Linked DNA regions of Mus musculus: regions 2 and 3 are each linked to region 1. A link is a loop called in an ENCODE intact Hi-C map of the cell type or tissue named here. Cell type or tissue: left cerebral cortex. All regions are shown on one strand.

What was found. Hi-C counts contacts between places; a loop is a spot of excess contacts. Peaks named below come from ENCODE experiments on the same cell type or tissue, not always from the same donor. Only the 100,000 strongest peaks of a DNase experiment are listed, where the experiment ranks them.
Region 2: it touches region 1 in a loop (2.3-fold over the local background); 10 of 42 quality-filtered maps call a loop at or near these places.
Region 3: it touches region 1 in a loop (2.5-fold over the local background); 4 of 42 quality-filtered maps call a loop at or near these places.

The regions. Positions count from the first base shown.
Region 1 is chr6:121,175,573-121,183,572 of GRCm38, reverse strand. It overlaps a transcript of Pex26 not described here. Among named protein-coding and RNA genes, the nearest start is that of Pex26, 4.1 kb to the left of the region's middle. In left cerebral cortex, a CTCF peak has its summit at 4,395 (motif pointing right); DNase peaks (open chromatin) are centred at 2,837, 3,922 and 4,410; H3K4me3 peaks cover 349 bases; H3K27ac peaks cover 1,108 bases.
Region 2 is chr6:121,362,761-121,370,760 of GRCm38, reverse strand. It overlaps Slc6a12 (solute carrier family 6 (neurotransmitter transporter, betaine/GABA), member 12), which reads right to left. Exons shown (of 16, transcript NM_001381903.1): 14 at 7,432-7,532; 15 at 6,905-7,075; 16 at 4,988-5,532. The coding sequence ends at 5,389. Among named protein-coding and RNA genes, the nearest start is that of Slc6a12, 24 kb to the right of the region's middle. In left cerebral cortex, a CTCF peak has its summit at 4,024 (motif pointing right); a DNase peak (open chromatin) is centred at 4,058.
Region 3 is chr6:121,106,415-121,114,414 of GRCm38, reverse strand. All of the region lies in intron 1 of Mical3 (microtubule associated monooxygenase, calponin and LIM domain containing 3), which reads left to right. Among named protein-coding and RNA genes, the nearest start is that of Mical3, 21 kb to the left of the region's middle. In left cerebral cortex, CTCF peaks have their summits at 1,927 and 4,600 (motif pointing left); DNase peaks (open chromatin) are centred at 3,956 and 4,961; H3K4me3 peaks cover 2,466 bases; H3K27ac peaks cover 2,146 bases.

The DNA of each region.
Region 1 (8,000 bases):
CTGCTGGAAGCTTAGGGAAAAAAGAAAAAGAAAACTATGGAGCTGGCTATTTCCTCTTCCTGGGTTCGATGCTGCTATAAAGTGTGGCAGAATGGAAAGGCGCTTTCTGTCTGTTATTTCTTCATCTCTATGAGTTAAGGACTATTACTCTATTTACAGGTGACATAGGTCACACGACAAATAAGTCACAAAAACATTGTCAAACCAAAGAAAGCACTTTTTTTGGCTGAAAGGAGTGTCAGGGCAGAGGTAGATCTGATCTGTGCTTTGTATTAGGTAGGTGAACCATCAACACACAAGTGAGTTACATAAACTCCTGGATCCTGCATTGTTTATATAAATAAGGATGTCATAAAAACAAAGCCATGCACATGTCATGCAATTCTTCAAAACAGTACTGAACCAATGTAAGAACTGATGCTTTATAATATACAAAAAGTAAATACATTTAAATATGTATTTTTATGTGTTTATTTATATTGTTTGTGTTTCACAGGGCTTCTCTGTGTAGCCCTGGCTTTCCTGGAACTCACTCTGTAGACCAGGCTGGCCTTGAACTATGCCTCTGCCTCCCTAGTGCCGGGAATTAAAGGAGTGCAATACCACACCTGACTTCCTATTATATAATTTTACACAGACTCATAAATCACCAATTATCTGTGCTTCAGGCAGGATTTCCTATCTCTTCCACATTTATACTCAGTCTTCATGGTTTTACTTCGTCCAGTTCTCTACCTTCTGAACTCTCTCCCAAGTTTTCCTAGAATCCCTTGCTCCTTAGTGACTGGATAAGACAGCGAGGTGCTAGGCTAAGACCTGCTCACATCATATATGCCTTTCTTTTATCACTAACACCGACAGGACATGGCAGTCTTTAAATCTCTGCAGAAGGTCCTCACACAGCTGAGACAGAAATGTCAAGTCTGCTAAAGCCTGTGACTGTGTAAGGTGAAAGGGCCAGGATGTCACTTGTTTAAAAATATATATACTGTTTAATTCCCCCTCTCCCCCCCACTGGGGACTAGAGAGATGGCTCAGCAGCTAAGAGCATTTGTTTTTGCCAAGTACCTGGGTTCAATTCCCAACACCCACATAGCAGCTCACAACTATCTGTAACTCTAGATCCAGGGGATCCAGTGCTATGTCCACTCCAGTAGTGACTGGCTTGGCAGGCCTAAAAGCCTGGAAGCAGTCACAAGGCAAAGAGTTTCAAGGAAACTTAGCCTCCTGGAACCTTGGCATTCCCATAGCTAGAATGCCCCAGATTTGTCCCTGCAATATTGTGGAGGGTCTTGCATACTTTCTTACAGTATTTTACTGGATAAGAGTTAGAAATCTCAGGGCAAGCTTAGCAAAGTATACTTAGAATCTTCATTACAGCCAAGTTACTCTCATATGCAAGTATTTACCAAGGCCTAGGAAAAAGGGGGGTTGTGTTGTTGCATTATTCATGATAAGGTCTGCTAGAGCAGAACTCCCTGGTGCTAGCTTTCACAAGGCTCAAAGGAGTAGCACAAATTGTGACTAGGGTGTGAAATCCTTACCTGTCATTAGCTGACCCTAGGCAGGGCTGTTTTATCTTTACTGTAAACATTACCTGGTTCCTGTCAGTCCTTTGAAGTCATTCCTCTGTTTTGTGTCAAATACTTCAGTGTACTTTGCCTGTTGTGACACCCTACTCCTTTGTTTTCTGTATTATATTTTATAAGCCTTGTGAAAAATTACATCCAGATACAGCACTCCCTTGTGTATGTGTCTGTTTGTCAATTCTCCAATTCTCGCCAACTCCATGCCCACCTGCCAGAACCCCTGATTTCCCACGGATTGAGGGGGGCTGACTGAGCCTGGTCCATGGCATCTAATGCCCTCTTTCTGACCTCCTGGAGTACCAGGCTTGCGCATGGTACACATACATATATGTAGGCAAAACAGTCACACACATCAAATAAGATGAATCAATTCTCATATATATATATATACATACACACACACATACACATATTATTTTTATACACTCGTTTGTGTGCCACAGTGCACACGTGGAGGTCAAAGGACAGCAGACAGTTCTCTCCTTTTGTGTCTTGGAGACCAATCTCAGGTCAGGCTTGGTGGTAAGCCCCTTTACCCACTAAGTCATCTCACTGGCCCCAGAAATGCTTTTTGTTACTAGTAGATGGCAGACATTGTCCTAGACCCTGAGGGTCCCACAGAAATGAAGGACAAAGCCTTGGTGAGTTTTGGAAGGAAACAAACAACAAAAATAAGCAAATGCTTATTAATAAACAAGTACACATGCCTATAGATCCAGCTACTCCTGAGGGTGATATGGAAGATTACTTTAAGGCCAGGAATTGGAGACCAGCCTGGAAACACAAGAACATGTGTGTGTGTGTGTGTGTGTGTGTGTGTGTTTACATTATTCATGATAAGGTCTGCTAGAGCAGAACCCCCTGATGCTAGCTTTCACAAGGCTCAAAGGAGTAGCACAAATTGTGACTAGGGTGTGAAATCCTTACCTGTCATTACACACACACACACACACACACACACAAACACACACACACACACACATATTGAAGCCTGCTCCCCCAGCCATTTTGTTCCATGCCTGCCAGTTGTTTCATATTGTTACTGACACAGAAAAATAGCTTGACTCGGAGCAGGTCAATCTGACCATATAGCCTGTTATGTTTTGAGGTTTGTTAATTAATATTAAGAAATCCTAGAACCATAAGCTCCACTTTGGACCAATCAAAATAAAGGTCAGTTAGAACTGTTCTGACTAGCCAGCCAAAATAACTTGAGTCGGAGCTGAGCACCAGGCAGTGATTCCTGCACCTACACATGAGCTCATTGTGGGTTTTGCCTTTATAAACTGGCCGTGGGAAACATTCATGATCACAGTCAGCTCCTGAGTCTGGTCTGTGGCTCTGATCAATTTGTCCTGGTCAATAAACCATTCCCCTCTGACTGAGATTGATATATGCATTGCATGGGGTGACTCATGGACCCCAGCAATACATACATGCACACATATACACACATACACATGCACAAACACACATACATACATTTAAGCAAGTGAAATACATGCAACAGTGTTATTAGATGATAAAGACTAAGGAGAAAGAGAAGGGAGATGGGGAACCATGGAGAGACCAGCACAGTAGGTGTGTTTGCCTTTGTCTTCTAACAGGAAGGACAGGGACAGAACACAGAAAACATGGCCCTTTTGCTCTGCATTGGCCCTTGTTGTTGGGGGTCAGTATTTGGAGCCTCACATTTGGGATCAGTATGTTCTCTGCATCATTGCAAGAAGACCGTCTTCCTCCACAATATACTCTCTGCATCATTGTGAGGAGACCACCTTTCTCCACAGACAACGTTTGTTCTCCTGCAGCAAAGGCTCAAACAAAGCAGAGACCCTTGGAATGTGAGTTGCATAAATTGAGGCTGCAATTGCATAAATTGTCTTGTCATCTCTGCCTGCAGTTGAGCATTAAATGATAAAGATCGTCAGTAATAACATAATTACGGGATTGCAAAACACAACAGCTCATCGGTTTCTCAACCTGAGTTGTTGTTTAAAAAAAAAAAAAAAAAACTGTTTTATGTGGATGGGCTGCACATACACCCATGTTCCACACGCATGCCTGGTGCCTTACAGAGGCTGAAGGAACGGTGTCATATTGGTGTAACCATCTGTAACGGTGAACCCCCTTGTGGACTGGATCCACTAGAAGAGCAGCAAGTGCTATTAACCTCTGAGCCATCTCTCCTGTCCCCCAGACTGAACTTAAAAGTGTGCCCTGAAAAAAATCAGATGGGCAGGGATTGGGAGATGGCTCAGTAGGTGATCCGGTTGACGATCAGTTACAAGTAGGAGGACCTGAGCTTGGATTCTCGCCACCCACATTAAAAAAACAAACAAACAAATGGAAAAACAAGACTCAGCAGGACAAATCTGTAATCCTGGCATTGGAAGTGGAAACAGGAAGATCAGGATTTGTTGTCTGCCCAGGATAGATCTGTGAGCTCTGGTGAGACCAGTGAGAGACTGGATCTCAAAAATTATGTCAAAGAGCAAGAAAGAAAGATACTCAATGTCAGCCTCTGACCTGTGTGTGTGCACGTGGAGAGAGAGGGTGGAGGAGGGAGGGAGGGAGAGAAGGAGGGAGAGGAGGAGGGAGAGGAGGAGGAGGAGGAGGGAGAGGAGGAGGAAGGGAGAGAGAGAGAGGGAGAGGGGGAGGGGGAGAGGGAGAGGGAGAGGGAGAGGGAGAGCAATCAGAACTGAAAGAGAAGCAAAGATAGGTTACATAGACGGTGAGACTGCCACTGCACCCATGTGAAAATTCCTAACAAAGTCTTCGCTATTCCTCATTTGTCCAGCAGATGGCAGAACCACCTTAAATTTTTTTTTTCCTTGCCAGAAACAAATTTCTCTATTTAGCAGTACAGTGACCAGAATGAGGTCAGGCTATTTAAAGCAGGAGTGGGATGTGCTAAAACTCACATAAAAATAATATTGTGTCAATATGTGCTAAAACATCACAGAGGAAGAGGAACCCATTGTTTTGTACACATAGTGAAAACAAGCCTGTGCTTCATTTATTTGTCTCTCTCGATCATCAGCTATACACATGGGGCGTCATCGTGGTCTCTGTGTTCACACCTAGCCTTTGAAAATTATGCCCACAAACTGACTCAAAACACCACTTCTGTGACCCACCGTTCCCCTCTTCTGAGTACACGCAGAGTTTCTCAAGTGAAGACATATCAATCCTAAACAGAAGCCAATCTACTCTATGTATGTGAGAGTGAACATGTATGCCAGACTATATCTGGCCAGCCAGATTTCTCCCTGACTATATCAAGGGCCATTGACACAGAATGTTTGGCAAGTACCTACTTTCTCTGATTGGCTTATCCTTGAAATAAAGCTAGGAGTAGAAATGAGCATGGTTCTCCCAGTCAACAGGGCCTGGCCCCAGTTACTGTCTATAATGGTGGGATTATCTCATTGTGAGAAAATCCAGCAGAGAGAACGAGACACCAGCCTCCCCATCACAACCCAGCTCCTAGTGCCTGCCTGGGACTTGCCATTCTTCCTTCTGGGTGACACCTTCAGGGCACACAGCTCAGGGCACCTCTTCTCAGGCAGATGGAGGTTGGTACCTGCAGAATGGTGCCCTGCTATGGCAGAAGAAAAGGGGGACACTGGTTAAAAATCTCTGTTCTGTTTGTGATAAAGCTGGCTGACATCCACATAGCTACCCAACGTCCCCCTGCCTCAGTGATCTCTGAGGATGCGGATGGTAGCACCTGCCCCACGAAGAGAGAGCATCAAAGAGAGATTGGGATAGCCCACTGAACCTATAACTCTGACATCCTCCAGGCTAATGACTGGTGCCACACATTCAGGCTCAAATAAGGAATGAAATGTTCTTCACCTTCAGATTCTGGAATCTTCTCTGACTGTCTTAGTTAGGGTTTCTATTGCTGCAACAAAACACCATGACCAAAAGCAAGTTGGGGAGCAAAAGGTTTATTCAGCTTGTCCTTGTACATTGCTGTTCATCACCAAAGGAAGTCAGGACAGGAAATCAAACACGGTGGGAACCTGGAGGTAGGAGCTGATGCAGAAGCTATCGAGGGGTGGTCCTTATTGGCTTGCTTCACTTGGCTTGCTCAGCCTGCTTTCTTATAGATCCAGGACCACCCACCCAGAGTTGGCACCGCCCACAACAGGCTGGGTCCTCTCCAGTTGATCACTAATTGAGAAAATGCCTTACAGCTGGAGGCATTTCCTCATCTGAGGCTCTTACCTTTCTGATGACTTGTGTCAAGTTGACCCACAAAACCCTCCAGTCCAGTGACCTTACTTTTAGGGACAAGTTGTCCTTGAACTTGTTATGTGGCAAAGGATGATGACCTCAAACTTCTTCCCACCTGCCTTTGCTGAGGGCTAGGATTACAGGCACGCCACACCCAGTTTCTATAGTCATAGAGATTGAACCGGGTGCTTCACGCACACTAGGCAAGCAGTCTACACCCTGGATGAAACACATCCAACCCTAGACTGTGCAAGGTCAGAAATGCTGACACCTTTGGTCAGCCTGGCCTGTCTTGCTCCCTTCAAATTGGTTCCACATTCCAAGCCAATAAACTGTCTCCACAGCTGCTCTCTCAAAGCTGTTCCAGCCAACCCAAACCATAGGCCCTCAGTACAGGCTATCCGTGCCAAGGCTCCACGGGCAATAGATCCCAGTCTATGTGAACCTTTGGCCTGGTGCGAGCCAAATAGCTAAGTGTGAGCAAGGTGGGGAGAAGGCTTTCCCAAGATTTCGAGGGTGTGTCTCCTGGGCTCCAGACCTTCCAGGTATTTTTATGGTTCTTTGGTAAAGCTGAGGCTCAAGGTTCAGGGCAGAACTCCATGCTCCTGTTTTCTCCTCCCCATTTAAATGCAGAGGCAATTCCACAGTTGGAATGCTGCTGCAGAGTCCATTAACATAATGATGTCTCCGTTTATGTAGCACGAGATTGACTATCTATGGCTAGGTGCCCTTCAGAGTCCTGGAGACATTACTCATCTTTAATCATCCACATTATGACGTGGACCCTGGTATAGTTCTTATTTTGTAGATAAGGAAACTGAGGCCCCAGTCAGTGGCTTCTAGAGCTCAATAAGATGATAACAGAACACTGAAGATTTCAGGGTGAAGACCACAGGTGTCTGTAGATCAGAGAGGGAGATCTCCAATAACAGTTCCGTTAATTTCAAAGTTACAAGTTACTCAGCTAAGCTCCAGTCTCTCTGCAACCAAGGCAAGAGGAAAATCACCCACCCTGGGATTCTCCCACCACACCTCTAAAAGCCATCTTATCAGGGCTGGAGGGCGGGGAGGGGGGAACAAGTTGGGCCTGGACAGGACAGGAGCAAGGGCTTTGGGTGTTATAGTTCGAGGAAGTGCTAAGTACTGAGCGCTTCCTGAATGTGCTCAGGTGTACAGAGAGCCTTCCCAGCCCCCACATCTGTTCTCAGTGGGGGATGGGATCCACACAGACAGGCTGTCTCCCAGCACATACAGACCTGCCTGTGGAAAGTTCTCTGGGGAGAAGACTGCACGGGAGGCTCGACGCTGTCATCTCTTCCATTTTGTATCCTGCGGAGGAGCCTGTTTGCTCCTGGGCATCTGGCTCTAAGTAATACAGGCAATGGCGGCATATTACAGGCTGGCTCACCACACCCTTCACCTAATCCCTCGGGACAAAGGGTGATTATGGGGGCAATGTGAGCGTGTGGGCGAGTTCTGCGTCCTCGGCTCTGACAACCAAGATCCAAAGGGACCACAAAGAATAGAGGTAGAAAAACAGGAATCCCGTGTTACCATAGCAAACAAGGAAATGCATGTGTACACAGGCTCTGCCTGAAACCACCAAGTTATCACAGCCTAGGAAGCAAACAGGAGTGAGGGGGAAGGGCACCCCTGATCCAGGGCTGTCTTAGAAGGGCCCTGTTTCTCTGACTTTTCTGTCATTATGATCTTCTCCAGCTCCTCCTTGATCCCAGTGACAGCATTTTCCTTTCCTGGGGAAGCATTCTGCAGGCCAGATGGTAGCTCCAGGAAAACCTCCATCCCTGCAACCTGAGACCTTACGGCCCCCAAGAAACGCTGTCTTTGATCCTTTCGTCATTTTTGTTGAAATGAAATATACCCAAAGTAAAAATAACTCTATCAATATCCCTCAGGGGCAAAGAGAATAACAACACGAAACCTCACCATTCAAAATGAACCTTTATTATGAAACATAATACGGTGGTAGTGGCAGTGGCAGGGTGTCCCCTGAGAAATCACGCCATGCAATAGGTCTGGTTTAAAGGGGGTTTATTTGGGAGAAGGTAGAGGAGCGAGGGCCTGAAGAAGGAAGGGGTAGAGGCAGGCAGACAAGAGCAGAGCCATAATATATAGTGAAGGAGGGACAGAGATAGACAGAAAGAA
Region 2 (8,000 bases), 190 kb before region 1:
GGGCCCCTTCATTCACCTGCCACCACCTCCCTTCTCTGACCCACAGGCTCTTATGACCACAGAGGTTCCAGCTGTGGATGAGTGTGGGAACACTGTGTGGACAGCCCATCTCAGGGTACACACATATGACTCTCTGAAGCAAGGTCCACTCCACATCCCTCTAAGCAGACCCTTGGAAGGTGGAGAACTCTCTCTCCTCTGGGAGGACTAAGGCCCCAGGACAGGACATAAGAACCAAAGCAAGATGGTATTCTTTACTGTTCCCTTTTCTTCCTAGGTAGGCAACCAGGTCCGGAGCTAGGCCTCTTGAAGCAAGAAGGTTAAATGATCTGGGATGGGGGAAGGGGCAAGTTCAGAACTGTTCCCAGCAGGAAATCTCCATCCTGGATTAGGCCAGAGAAATCAGGCACTAGACACAAGCAGGGAGGACAGACGCCCTTCTGAACCCCACCCCCAACAGGTCTGTGGGCTTTGTTCCCTAGAGAACCAGCTAGCCCCTTGCAACTTAGGGCTTCCTGCTCTCACAACCTCAGGATTGAATGACCTCAGACTCAAGCCAGACTCTAGGAAAACCATGACTACATGCAGGGAAGGCTAGAGACCTGGCTCCCTCACCCACACCCATCCCCTCATCCCCACAATCACCCCCACCCCCAACCTCAGTGTCTCAAGCCTCCTGGGAAGACAAGCCTTACCCTCCTTTCCTAAGAACCTCATCTCCTTTGCCCAGGAGACAATTCTTTGCTCCTTAAGACATCTGGGCTGTGAGTAGCTGCCCTTGGGACTTTGAAGAGGGGGCATGAGAGAGCTGTGTCCCCTTTCACACCGGATCTTCAGGGATACTTACTTTAACTAACTAGGTTAACTATCCTTCTTTGTTTTTCTTTTTCAAGACAAGGTTTCTCTACACAGCCCTGACTGTCCTAGAACTCACTCTTTAAACTAGGCTGGCCTGGAACTCACGGAGATCCACCTGCCTCTGCCTCCCGAGGACTGGGGTTAAAGGCATGAACCACCACCTAGCTATCCTTCTTGTGAGGGCACATTGGAACAATGGAATCATACAAAATAAGTAGAAGGAAGTGCATAAAAAAGACAGAAGCAGAGATGAAGTAGAAAATAGTACGAGATAGAAAGAGTAGTGGGTCTGAGTGCTCATTTGATGGCCCATGAAGCTGACAGACTTCTAAGGTGGATCACGGCTGAGCCAGTGAGTGAGTACAGAAGTTAGAGCTACAAACAAATGCTACAGAGAAACTGTAAGCTCGCAACTACCAACATGCCTTACCACAACGTAAGACCAAATAAAGCCAGGTATGGCAGTACACACCTTCAATTCCAGAACCTCTTAGAAGACTGGATCATGAGATTTGTGAGTTCAACGACAGCCTGGGCTACATAGTATGACCTTTTCTCAAAAAACCAAAAGTTTTTCTCACACACCAGCCAACTTGGTTGGGGGTCATTCTACACCTAAGGCAGAAAGGTGGTAGCCACAAAGAAAACACTCTACCTCCACGGAGATGCTCAACTCTAGGCTCCGACTCATAAGCAGTGGAAAGTACATGCCGGGCTATAACCAGACTCTGAAGAGGATCAGAGAGAGCAAAGGACAAATGGCTCATGCTCACCAACTGCCCAGCTTTGAGGAAAACTACAATAGTGATTGATCAAAGGTATTGCCCATCAACACAGCGGCAATAATATTGAATTGGGCACAGCATGCAGAAAACACAATAGCATGCATGCACTGGCTGCCATTGATCTGGGGGTTTCTGAAGCATGCTGGCACACACTGGAGGAAGTTAAGTAGGAAACAGATTTTTCTTTACTGAAACTTGCTAGAGGGTTTTTTTTTTTTTAACCCTAAAGAAAGAGGGTGGAAAAGACATTTTGAGACAGATGACAATGACAGTGCATTTTTTAAAAGTCGGTGTACATAGTCCCCAGACCTCTTCCTGACACTGGGTCAGGTGGGTGACTATATTCTATGTACACTCAGGGAACAGAGAATGCTAATCTCTCACAAACCCCTTAAGAAAAGACAAAACTCATCCCAGCTTCCACATTTATAAGCCAAACACAACCTTAAGAACAAAAAGCCCCTCACTGCCTATAAGGAAAAATTTAGAGAGTACAGAGCCTTATGAGCCTACCTACAAAAATTATACACAAAGTATTAACCATCTGAACGTGGCATCGTGTGGCCAAAAACCAGCATTCTGCGACCAAGCTGAGTTTGTCCCAAGAATAGAAAGATGGCTTACTATTAGAAAAATATATTCATGTATTTCAGCACATCAACAGAGTAGAAGATCATCTAACAGATGCACATAAAAAAGCAAGCTAAAGCCACCTCTTCTTTTAGTGTTTGATCTTTGAGACATGATCTCCCCTGCAGGCCCACTGGCCTTCAACTCACAATCCTCCTGTCTCAGTATCCCCACTGCTACACCCCACACCCAGCTCAACACTTATAATTATTACTTTCAAATAAGACAACATCGGAGCCAATGAAACGCCATCACTTAATAAACACTGTCCATCAAACATCTGCACCAACAGCCTCACTCAGTAGCGAAACGTTAAGATTTTTGTCAAAACTGGGAAGGAGGCAGGATCCTGCCTTGCCACCACTTCTAGGCACCCAGTGATGGAAGACAAGAGAAAGAAATGAGGAGCCTTGACTGGGGAAACATGGTGACTAGTTCCAGACAGTTCATTTGTCTGTGTGAAAAAAAAAAACCCAAAAGAGTCAAATTGAGGCCACAATAAGGCAGAGAACTCAGATCTCTTGGTGGCTGGCTGCTCCCAGGCTGTGCTGACAGCTCCTGTGTCCCCTGAGACCCTTCTCTCCACAGTCAAACAAATGCTACCTCTCCAGTAGAGCCCTGAACCAGCCAGGAGAGCATGAGGTCCCTTTGTTTACTCCCATGGACGAACATCCTGTCAGGATGCACAGGTCTGCCCCAGTCACGAGGAGTGGTTATGGGGTCTGGCCTCAGGGCCAGGCCTTGGGTGCTAAGGTAGCCTCTGTCCCCACGCTGCTGGGGTTGCAGTGGACAGAGCAAGCCTCAGAATGTGTCTGCCTCTGTCCTGGCAGATTCTTGTCACAGGAATGGGACTGGACACTGCTCTTGCAGACAGACCTGGCTCAGGCTTTGGCATCCAGTCTGTCTGTGGCAATTCTATGCTTACCCATGTGACCTACAGACAGACGCCTCAGACCAGATGGGAGACCCAACCCAGTTATCACACGAGATGAAACCAGAATGCCGTCCCTGGGGCTGCAGCCCATCCCAGACTGACATGACCTGCCAGACCTGCTTTGCGATCCTATTTGTTTCCCCAAGCTCATGTGTCCTTCCTGCCCTCTCTCCATGGGTGGGTAACAAGCCTTTCATCCCTGTCAGATCCAATGGGCCCTTATTACTTCAGTGAGCAGCTAAATCAACAAAGAAGCAGGGAGCTGAATAGTTAGAGCAGAGAGAGTGGCAGAGACAGAGACAGAGGCTGTTGGTCCCTCAGAGTGAGGCAGACAGCCAGTGAGTCAGAGAGCCCTGGAGGCACCCAAGAAGGAGAAGACAAAGGAGAGGCCCAGACATAGACCGGAAGAGGACAGATGAGCCAGCATCCACACAGACTTTACCTTCCATGGTCCAGGCAACAGATAAGAGTGCCAATGAGGTACCCAACTGATTTCTAAGGTTGCTCTCTAGGTTTTACCAGCAATAAGTAAGTAAGTAGATAGATAGATAGATAGATAGATAGATAGATAGATAGATAGATAGATAGATAGATAGATAGATGGATGGATGGATGGTTGGATGGATGGATGGATGGATAGATAGATAGATAGATAGATGGATGGATGGATGGATGGATGGATGGATGGATGGATGGATGGATGGATGGATGGATGGATGGATGGATAGATAGATAGATAGATAAATAGATAGATAGAGAGAGAGATGTTAAAGGGGAGTGCTTTCCTTTGCCACCAGGGGGCAGAAAAGGGCTCCATGCTGGCCCCAAAGCAGAAGTTTAGACTCGTCATAGCACCCAGCTGCAATGGCAGGGTTTCTAAGAATTCCTCTCTTAGACCTCTTATTTTCCTCACTAGCTGATCCAATGAGGATTATCAAGGTGCACATAACAGTCTAGAAGGAGACAGGAAGAGCTTCCACGAGTCAAGGCAACTGAAGTACTGGGAGTCCACAGATGCACCTTCTCAAGAAAAGAAAGTGGGAACACTCAGAGGCTATCTGAATGGGATCCACACAGGACAAGGCATGGATTACTGCTCTAACCACTGGATACTGACTCTGGATGATGTTTATCTAGTCATTCTTTCTTGGGAGTAGGGCTCTGTGCCCAGGACAGTGTCTTCAGAACCCTACTCCTTCCCCTCCCTTCTCTTTTGAAGGCCCACCATGAACTCACCTGCAGCCTGCTTTCCTGGAACCCTCAGAAGCCAGAGGCTATGTGTTGTATGTTAGCAAGTGGGAAGGGATGGTTGGGAAGGGACCAGACAAAAAAGAGGATAAGAAAAAGAGGAAAGTGTGTGTGTGTGTGTGTGTGTGTGTGTGTCTGTGTCTGTGTGTAAGTGTGTGTGTGTGTGTGTGAGAGAGAGAGAGAGAGAGAGAGAGAGAGAGAGAGAGAGAGAGAGAGAGAGAGAGAGGTGGAGTGAGGAGAGAGAAAGAGAGAAGGAGAGGGGGAGAGACAGAGAAAAAGGGAGGGAGAGGGGGAGAGGGAAAGAGGGAGAAAGGAAAAGAAGAAGAAGAGGAGGAGGAGAAGGAAGAGAAGAAATCTCCTGTTTCCAGTCCTACCACCCAGGAAAAGAACGTGGAGAGCTCAGAGAAGTCCGATAGGTAGAGGCTAGAAGGGAACTTAACAAGGTATGTCCCCAGTCCCCAGCACCTGCATGAGGTGACCTCCCACCCACAAAAGAGCTGAAGTGGAGTGAGACAAGGAAGAGACACACATGTCACAGCAGGTGATCCATGCAGGCTTGTTAGCTGCTGCAGGGGTGATGCTGGAGGCTCACACGCCTCAGCTGAGAGCAGCAAGTTCAAGGAAGGTCTAGGGCTCTGACAGGCTGTGTGACCTTGAAAATATCACTTTGCCTGTCTGGTTCTTAGTTTTTTAATCCAGAAAGTCAAGATGTTGAGTTCAAAACACTTGGCAGACTCAGCTTCCTAGAGCTCACTTGGAAAGGACTGAGAGGTGACAAGCTGTTCCAGCTGAACAGAAGAGTGGCTCCCAGAAGACTGGCAGGGGTGTCCGGAGACCTGAGAGGTCACAGCAGGGTGCAGCAGAGGTTACCCCTGGGAGGAGCTAGCCTTGACCAGGTTCCTGGCTCTGGAGTCACCTGGCCTCTGGCACTTCCTACAAATGAGTCTCCTTCTCCCAGGCAATGAGTTCTTGTTTGGCTGGAGAGGACGAACAGTTTTGAGCAGAGGAGCCATCCTGTGGTGGGCGCCGCCCTGGCTGGGGCAGACTGGGGTCTGGTGTGATGAGTCTTCGAAGACGCTAGAAGGGTGAGAAAGGCAGGGAATGAGTAAGCTCTGGAGTGGGCAGGGGGATGCTCTCTATGGGTGTGTCACTGGGGTGGGCAGGGAGATGCTTAGTGGGTGTGTCACTGGGGTGGGCAGGGGGATGTTTTCTGTGGGTGTGTCACTGGGGTGGGCAGGGGGATGTTTTCTGTGGGTGTGTCACTGGGGTGGGCAGGGGGATGTTTTCTGTGGGTGTGTCACTGGGGTGGGCAGGGGGATGTTTTCTGTGGGTGTGTCACTGGGGTGGACATGGGAATGCTCTCTGTGGTGTGTCACGGGTGGGCAGGGGGATGCTCTCTGTGGGTGTGTCCCCAGAAACAAAGTCAGGCACTCAGGGACAAACTCGGGGTTGGTGAGATAAGGACGAACAAGGAGCAGTAATTAAGAGAAGTAATAAACTGAGCTCCAGTTCTGACCGGAACAACCTAGATGATCTCAGGCAGCTTGCCAAACTCCTCCAGCCCGCTGTCCCCTTACTCTCCTCATCTGTAAAATGGAGGTGATGAGACACCTTATGAGACAGTTCATGGCACAGGGCAAGGTATAAAGAAGTGTTGCGATTCTCCTTACTACCCTTCTAATCACGATTGTCATATGCCCCTTTAAGGATTTCCCAGTTATCTGTAGTGGGGAGAGGTGCTACGACATCATTTTTTGCTTTTTTGGTGTGTCAGCCCCACCCCTTTTGGCCTTGAATGTAGCTGTGGTGGTGGGCATTGGGAATCTTGGCAATCTCACAATGACCACATGAAAACAAGGACATGACATGCTCAGGATGTAGGTATGAGGACATAGGAAGACAGGACCCCAATGGTCTTTCTGCAGCCAAACCAGATGCTGGCAGCTCTCATCTCTGACCTTCCTGCTACATAAGAATTCAAGAAACCCATTTGCTTGAACCACTGTAGATCGGCTCTCTGTTACTATTGGACAATCTGACCTCGACAGACAAAATTAATGTCTTTATGGGTCATTGGCAATGGCTTCTTCCAGGAAGGCATGCCTCAAGCTACATGGGCGCCATCTGCTGTGCCCCAGCTGGGCACAAGAAGCCAGGAGCCAGGATGCACTTGGCAGTTTTCCCAAGCCAGAATGTGTGTGCTCTTTAACCTCCTGCATCTGGCCCCTGTTTGGTCCCTGTTTTCCCTTAACCATTAAGAGGTTTGCCTTCAAAGTGAGCTTGCTACCAGATTCTATGAACCTAGGATTCCAGAGGCTGGTTTTTAAAGGCCTTAAAGATCTCCATACGACCCCAGGGCTTTCATATCTGGAGAGTTGATGTGATCCTGCCCTAAGACTCCCTCGAGGGCCTCTTTCATTGGGTCCCCTCCATCTCCATGGCCACCTACCTTCTTGAAGGAGCCCTGGGTCTTCAGGAAGGTGATGATGATAAAGAGTGGGACACAGGCCATGGAGGAGAAAGCCAAGAGCCATCCAATGGAGTATCCCCAAGAAGGATACATGTAGACATTGTTGTATTTGAGAGGTGTATACTTGCTCAAGGAGAAGAAGAAAGTGGCCTAAAAGAGAGAGGGGCGGGGTGAGACAGGAGCTACAGAGTCCCTCCCCTGGCAACATCAACAGCTAAGGACAGAGGCACACCCAACCACACTGAAGGGCATCTGAGGTAGGATGGGTCTGTTGAGCCATCAGTCACAGGGACTGAGGCAGATGGCAAACATGGGCTTAAGGAGCTCAAGACGGGAAGAGGCCTGTGAGGAGTAAGTAGGACTGTGAGAGGGGACCGAGGCAGAATGCAGATGGAGGAGAGGCCCAGTAGAACAGGGAGAGTGAGGGGCCAGCCCCTCTGCTCTTAGGCTGGAAAGAGCCCTCAGATACAGACAAGAGGGAGTTGTGGCAGTGGCTAGGTGCATACCAGGCAAAGGCCAGGAGTCAGGAAGAGCCAGGAGATCTTCACCAAGGGCCATGGCCGATAGCCAATCATGTCTTCCACGTTGTCATAGAAACGGTCGGCCCCTGAGCCAGCAGAGTGAGAGAAAAGGTGAGAACCAAAAGTGAAGGCTTCTTGGCCTTGGGGAAGACTCCCACTCCTCCCCCAGGCCCAGCTGTGATAGAAAGGGTAACACACACCACACAGTGGAAGAGTGCAGCCCAGGCTCCCAGCCACAGAGGAGCAGCAGCCGTGCTGGCAAAAGCTACTACCCACAGGCTGCTTAAACAACCTCTGCTGCCCTGTCTAAGGGTGAATAGTGTCTGTCCTATACATACACAGGAGTATACGGGCCAAAAGAGCCAGTCTCAGCAAATCTTTACTGACCCATACTGCGGAAGGGAGAAAAGCCAGAAAAGTACCAGGAAGAGAGAGCAAGCAGTGCTCCTGATGCCAGGACTGTGAATTCTTCACACTGAGCACTGCCAGGTTGGGTTGCACCTAGTGAAGGCACTGACTAGCTTGGCTTATGTCGACGTTTGTTCATACTGGCC
Region 3 (8,000 bases), 69 kb after region 1:
GAACCACTTCCTACAGGTTGTCTTTTGACCTCCACACACATAAATAAATGAATAAATATGATTTTAAAAACTTTAAGACAGGGTTTCACTCTATAGCCCTTGGGTATTCTAGGACTCAGTATGAAGTTGGTCTCAAACTCACAGAGATCCCCCTGCCTCTGCCTCCCATGTGTGAGTGCTGGGATTAAGTTAGGCAAGCACCTCAGCGTCTGACCCCTTAGGTTAAAAAACAAAACAAGCCGGGAGTAGTAGCGCACGCCTTCAATCCCAGCACTCGGGAGGCAGAGGCAGGCGGATTTCTGAGTTCGAGGCCAACCTGGTCTACAAAGTGAGTTCCAGGGCAGCCAGGGCTCACAGAGAAACCCTGTCTCGAAAACAACAACAACAACAACAACAAAAACAAAAACAAAAAAAGAAAAAAGAAAAAAACCAAAACAATAATTATTCATACAAGTGTGGTAGCCAGACGGCAACCTAGATCAATTGGTTCATTCTCTCTACCATGCAGGTCCCAGTGACAGAACTCAGGTCCTCGGGCTTAGAGGCAGGCCTCTTTATCCACTGAGCTGTCTCACCAGCCCACCTCCACACAATCTTACTAGGATTTTAACAGCTTAAAAAGAATGAAATAGTTAGCCCAACCTCTATTTTCAGGTTTGTATTCTGCCAGTGGGGCGGGTTATTTTACCAAACATCTGGTTCAGAGGCAGTGCACACCGCCCTTCCTCATGGACGCAGGGCTCATTCCAGCCTGAGCACTCAGGTGGTAGGAACTTTGCCTCTCCTCTGCTATTGAACCAACCAATGCGGCAGAGACCCAAGCTCACTGTAAGTTAGGCTTCTTACACCGCAGCCCCTGAACTCTCCAGCACACACTTTGCTATTCTGTATTTCTTTCCTCTGTTGCTTTGGACTGCTGCCTACTTGTTACATGTTGTAAAAGGATTGTGAGGGAGTGTGAGATTGCAGTGGACAGGATGTACAGGTTGGAAAGCCCTGCTCCATTTCTTTATTTTTGGAGGTCTCGGGGACAGAACCCGAGGCAATTAATATGTTATGTGACTACTCTACAGCTGAGTGACAGCCCAAAGTTCTGGTTTTTCTCTGACAGGATCTCGGAACGTACACCAGTCTGACCTGGGACTTACAATCCTCCTGCCTCTGCCTCCCAAGTTCAGGCAACGTTATTTAGCAGCTTTCTTAACTTTGGCTAAGTTAGTGTGCTTTGCAAGCTGTAGTTTCTTTCCTTTCTTGTGGAGTCAAACTTTTGCCAGTCCTCCACACAGTCTTGTTTAGATGTTCATATGACATTGCAAGCATAGAAACTGAGTTTTGAAATTATCTCTCCTCCTCCCTTCCCTTCCCTTCCCTTCCCTTCCCTTCTCCTCCCCTCCCCTCCCCTCCCCTCCCCCTTTTCCTCCTCTCCTCCCCCTTCCCTCCTCTCCTCTTTTCTCCTCTTCCCTCCCCTCCTCCTCCTTTCCCTCCCCTGCTCTGCTCTGCTCTGCTCTGCTCTCCCCTCCCCTCCCCTTCCCTCCCCAATCCCTCCCCTTCTCTCCCTCCCCCTTGCTTCCTTTTCTCTTTTTCCTTTCTCCCCCTTTCCCTCCCTTTTGCTGGAGACCAAACCTGGGGCTTCAAGCAAGCTAAAATTCACTCTACCATGGAGTCCCCAGCTTGGCATCATCTTTTATTGACCATGAAGTAGATTTATGAACAATAGGAGACAGCACTTGTCACAGTTCACTTTTGATCTCTGTGATAAAACATCATGGCCAAAAGCAACTTTGAGGCAAGCATTTATCTCAGCTTCTAGATGTGGTCCGCCATGAAGGGAAGTCAGGACAGGAGCTGATGCAGAGGCCATGGAGGGTGCTGCTTACCAGCTTGTTCCCTGTGCTGCTCAGCCTGCTTTCTTAAGAGAGCCCAGAGGTGGCACTGCCCACAGTTGGCTGGGCCCTCTTAGATCAATTGTTAATCAAGAAAATGCCGTACAAAGTTGCCTACAGGCCAACATGACAGTAATTCCTTAGTTGAGACACCCTCTTCCCAAATACCCCCCACCCCCCACCCCCAGCACATGTCAGGTTAACAAACAGAACAAAAATCCTCCCCACCCCCAGCACAGTGCTGTCCCGCAGGATTATGAGGGTGGTCATCAGAGTCAGGCCTCTCTGTCTGTGCCCCTGTACAGATTAGCTTCTTCATTGCCCCCCACCCCCACCCCCAGGAGGAATAACGAACGGTATGAATAGAAATAACACCCTTCATAGCATTGGTGTGAGGTTGGAATGAAAAGACACATATAAACCTCTCCTAACATTACTGATATACTGTGTTTAGTCAGTTTCTTCACAGTTATGAGAAACATCCCTGACTTAAACAGTTTAAGGGAGGAATTCTTTTAATTCGAGATTTCCATCTTTGGTCCCTGACTCTGTTGACGATGGTGCCCCTGCTTGCAGGAAGAGCTGCATGGCAGGAGGAACCCGTGGACCTCATGGCGAATGGGAAGAGGCCAGAGGACAAGATAACTCCTAATGATCTACTTCAGCCAGTTAGGCCCCGCCTCCTAAAGTTTCCAGCACCTCCCAAAATAGCAAGCCAGCTGGGGCCCCAGCATCCAATACACGAGCCTTTCTGAAGGACACTACTTATCTAAACCATAACAGTTAATAAACACCAGCAGGAGCAGCTGCTGGGTACTAGCATGACGTTTGGGGGCAGAAAACACGGAAAATTAGGGTCACAGGGACACAAGGTAGAAATGGGAGTTCTTAGATGTCAGTAGCTACAATTAGTCCATTCCAGGGGCTACCTAGCAGATTCGGACTTTCTCCGTGTCTTTGGACAATAGTTGGAAGATGGGTTGTCTGGCTGCAAGAGAAACTCTCAGGAAAAGCATCCTGGCTATCTTACAGTTTGGAAGCTGAGGAGTGCAGGCTGAAAACTTCTGAAATAAAGCAGAGGGCCTGTGAATTTGATCCCCAGAACCCACGGCAGGAGAGAACTGATTCTTAAAAGCTGTCCTCTGACCTTCACACGCGCCCTCCAGAGCCACAGGACACTTTATGCAAACCGAGTGGAATTGGTCTGAACCAGTCGAGCTTCCTGGAGTAAAGTGGGGGGGGGGGGGGGAGGATCTTTAGGGATGTTTGTAGGTCTTCAGCTAGACATGGAGGGTGACTGAAACAAAACAAAACAAAACAGAAAACAAGGGGACCCTTGCATAATTGAGTAGTGTGCTGTACAGACTTCGGCCAGGAACAAACTATTCAGCTGGTGGGATTTGTGGCTGAAGATCGGAATCCTGCACAGTCCAGCAGGCCAGTGAAGAAGAATCAACTAAAACTTCATTAAACTCTAGGAGCGCTAGACTCTAATCTATCTATCTATCTATCTATCTATCTATCTATCTATCTATCTATCTATCTATCTATCCCCTGGTAGGAAAAATGCTCCTTAACGTATGAAAAGACCTTGAAAGAATAGTCAATCTGTCTCCCTGTAATGTTTGTACAGAAGTGGTGTTAGAAAGTCTACCCACTTTCAACCACACTTCTTTAAGATGCCCGGAATTGAAGAGATTAATAATCTCTTGAAAGAGATGAGGAAATAAGAGAAAGGCTTCCTAGAGGTCAAGTGTGATCTAACAGTCTCATCTGATTGAAAAAGGAAACTGAGGTAGGGAGTTGGAGTTATCCACTCAAAGTCAAATAGATTCAATATAGATTCAATTCTCTGAAGTTTTCTATAGCTATTACTCCGAAAATCGGAGACTTCCCCTCTTTGTCTCATCTGGATGAGATCAGGAAGAAAATTCTAGCTTTGTTTTTGTGGCAGCTTCTGAGGGCAACAAACAAGTCCCCTTTAAGGGCGTCCTCCCATCCCCAGTCTGGCCGGCTTTGATATGCCCCTGGTGTTATCCCGTTGGCTCTTTTGTGTAGCTTCTCGCCCCTTCCAAGATTCCCAGCCAATCACCTCGTTCCTCTCCTACTCCGTTGGGCTTTCAGGAATGTACCATATGGTCCATGCCGAAGGGGGTAGAGAGCAAGGAGGAGGGACTGGCAGCTATGCATTTCTTTACCTGCTTGTGATCCGTGAGACTTCTTCAGGACCGACCCTGGAGGTGACAACCGGGCCTCTGAGTATGAGGAGCAGGAGTGAGCTGCGGGAGCACTGAGCACCCGCACCCCCGTTGGGGTCGGTGGTCCAGCCTGAAGGGCCGCAGCCCCCGCCCTCCCATGTGCTGGCCCCGCCCCGGCGGCGCCGCTCCTGCCGCCGCTACTGCTGCTGCTGCCGCGCCGGACGCTGCGGGCTAGCGCGCGGGGGCTGCGGCTGCGTGTCCCGGCGCGCGGCTGGGTGGCCTCGCCGGCCACGAGGACACAGCAGCATGAAGCAGAGGTGAGCGCCGTGCTCCTGGGGAGCAACCACAATCCCGCCCACGCTGCGCCTCGGTGTGCCGGTCGGCGGCTGGCCCACGGGCGGCTTTGGCGCGGGTGGCCGCGGCGCCCCGATGCGTGGCTGGACACGTCCCGCCCGGGCAGCCCCGGGATCCCAACCCGCCCGGTGCCTTGTGCCTCCCTCTGGCGGACGCGTGCGTCCGGAGCGCTGGCGGAGCTGCGGCTCAGGCGAGGAAGCCCCTCTGCGCTTCCCGCTCTGCCGGGCCCGTGTCCGGGTCCCTGACCTCCAGAAATCGGGTGCTAGGTCAGGTCGCGCCCTGGGAGGACATAAGAGAGCCATCTCGCTAGTAGGAATGGGACTGAGTGACTTGGGCTGGGTGTGCCCAAGGAGGCTTTGTAGGGTAGAAGACCCAGCCTGGGGAGTGGGACTGTGCTCCGCGATGTCCCTAGTCTGGAGAGCCCAGCAGGCGCAGTGTGTAGGTTGCTGAGGACGTTTATGGCAGGTGGCCATGAGAGAGAACTCTTGACATTTCCGTCTGGTGGTAGACTGAGTGGGCTACAGGCAGCCACCGAGGCCTCTTATCTCGTCGCTGTTCCCCTCCTTAACTGCCTTAGAAAGTGACAACACTGTTGGAGGTCCCCATTGGCACACTAGACATCACTAGCTTAAGAATAACCTTGGAGAGAGCCCTACCCAGATATGGGCTTGTCTGGTGTTTTCAGACAGCCGGTGTGATGGCCGATTGCAGGTTTCTGGCGTCTCTACTTGGCAGGCTTCGTATCATCAAGCTCTTTCACAATTGTTGCTGGGAAGAAGGGGGTCCTTTAGGAGCCTCAGCGCAGTTGGGATCGTGGGTCAGCCTTGTATCTTGGCTGATTCCCCTCACACCCCCCGAGTCAGAAGACAGAAAGTTATTTCCAAGAATGCACACCACATCCGTATTGCTTTGATTTTGGTGCTTAACTCAGGCATTAATTATGACTTGTGTGAAACGGATGAATGCAGCGCAGTGGAGATCATTATAGATAGTGGGTTTTTGTTGTTGTTTTGTTTTGCTTTGTTTATTTAAAGCGTGCAGTGGATGGTTGGAGAGAGTAGCGTTTAGATACCAGGACATCCGTGTGTGTTTGACACAGTCGTTTAGGTTGATGGTGAGAGAGTGAGATTTTATGATGAGAAAGGCATCTTACAGATTGTTGTTGCCGGCAGGAGTTAAGTTCACTATGACCGGGCCACAAAGGATGCTGTTCTTCACTTCTGTGAGCGCATCTCCCAAGGGCCTTGAAGAGGATATCATAAATTCCGTATTTGATTGCCACATGCACTCGAGTCAGTTATTCTAGCCTTCCAGTGAGCATTTCTTATGCTCGAGGTTGTAAAAGTCTAGCCTGCCTTTTAGTGGTATACTAATAGCACGTGTTGATTTCAGAATTATACCTAAGACAGTTTGGTTGGTTCTGCAAAGAATCGTTTATAACTTGGACCCAGTTCCTCAGCTAGAGTGCTAACTTTTGAAAAGTCTAAAACTTGACTGCTAACTGGTTGGGGCTTTCACCCTACCAGGGCATTTGTATTGTGTGGTTTGTAGGTGTGGGAGAGAAAATGGGCTTTGGAAATAATGTAGGAAAAGTGCTTTGCACAGTGCTTCCCACATAGTAGGTCTTAAGTAAAAAAAAAAAAAAATCTATCTATCTATCTATATCTTTCCTCTTTGATTGGAAGAACTGGGTGGGGGATGGAGTTGGGCCTCTTGCACCCCCCAGCCCCCCAACTAGGAAATCAGTCCTCCCCTTCCCACTTTTAGCTTTCTAGACTAAAGTAAGAGGCTATAAGTGAAACACTTCTGGACTGGGAAGAATTAATCAAGAAAAATCGAGGTTTTCCAGCTGTCTCATGCATTTTCTTGTTTTTGGTTTGGTTTGGTTTTTTTTTTTTTAAGACAAGTTTTCTTTGTGTAGCCCTTCTTGTCCTAGAACCCATTTTGTAGATCAAGCTGGCCTCGAACTCAAGGAGATCCACTCACCTCTGCCTCCCGAGTGCTGGAATTAAAGGCTTGTGCCACCACTGACTGGCTTGTTTTCCTTAGAGACAGGGTTTCTTTATGTGTATTCCAGTCTGGCCTGAACTTGCTAAGTAACCCAGGCTGGCTCCTTTTTTTTTTTTTTGGACATAGGGTCTTGTATATTTTGGACCTTGGACTCCCTATTATAGCCAAGGATGGCCAACCTGATCATGCTTTGTGGCAGGCGAGCTCCTGATCCTCCTGCGTCTACTTCATGACTGCAGAGATGGCAGGTGTGACCAGTCTACCCAGCAGTATGTTGCATTTTACATATTCATTTTTACTTAAAGGTATGTATGTGTGTCTGTGTGTGTCCACATGTGTGTGCAGGTGCCCTTGGGAGCCAGAAGGGGTCATTAGACCCCTGGAGCTGGAGCTACAGGTGGTTGTGAGCTGTCTGACATGGGTGCTGGGAGTTGAACATCAGGCTCCTGGAAGAACAGTCAGTGCTCTTAGCTGCTGAGCCATATCTCCAGATCTAGGGTTGCACTGTGAAAGAGAGGATGGCACCTGTACTAGAAGAGATCCTGTCGCCTGCTCACCTTGTTCCACTCGGTAGGAGAGTTGACCCTTTCTTTGATCTGTTGATTACTCTTGGAGGTGAGGATTGTACTCCGCGGATTGACATGTCCAAGTGGAGCTAGAATCCTGACTTAATTTTTCCAGGCATTGACATCTGAGAAGAGGCCAGAATGGCAGAAGCTGGACCAGCAGGCAGGAGTAGCCAGCAGGCAGGAGTAGCCGCTTAGCTTTCGTGGACTCTGCTCTGGGCTCGGCAAGGAGCCACCGTTTGCCTCCTCCCTTCTTGCAGCTGGTCCTATGAGCAGATTAAAAGGCTATCAGAGCTAATGTACTTGGAAAAATAAGAACCATCATTGGTTTGTTTACGCTGCGTGATATTGGGCGTGACATTTTTACAGAAGCAGGCTCTGGATTCAGTTACTGCTGTTTCTTTGAGGAGGTGAACTTCCTTTTCTTCACTGATTGATTCTCTTTGGAGGCAGGTGCCTGGGCCTCTCTCAGCTGGGCCAGCGCTCACCACTGAGCCACGCCCCCAAATTCGTGACATTGATTCTCAGCGCCTGGGCTAGGTGCACATCATCTGTTTCCTCCTCATAGGTGTGTTTAACTTATTCTAGGTATTAACCCTGTTTCATACATGACACACTAGGGCATGGTGAGTTCCCAGGGCAAGGACGTGGCAGAAAGCCCTCGGCTGAAAGCAAGTAAGACCTAGGGTCTTATTCTGGGGAGTGTCGTGGCTTAGTGGGCAGGGTTTGGAGTCCTGACACCTGTTAGTCTCTCTGCCCCTCCCCCACCCTCTGCAGTGGACAGTCGTTACTTGGGGGGGGGGTTGGGGGGGCGGACAGAACTGAATAAAAATTTAAATTTGGAGAGTATGAATAATTAAATAGATAAAACCCCACTGGACTGTTAGGACCAGAGAGAATGGAAGTGGCTCAGGGATTGGGGAAGTGATTCTCCCACCTACAGCCTGTCCTTAGCGCTCAGGCTTCTTGTTGTTGTTGTTTGTTTTTTA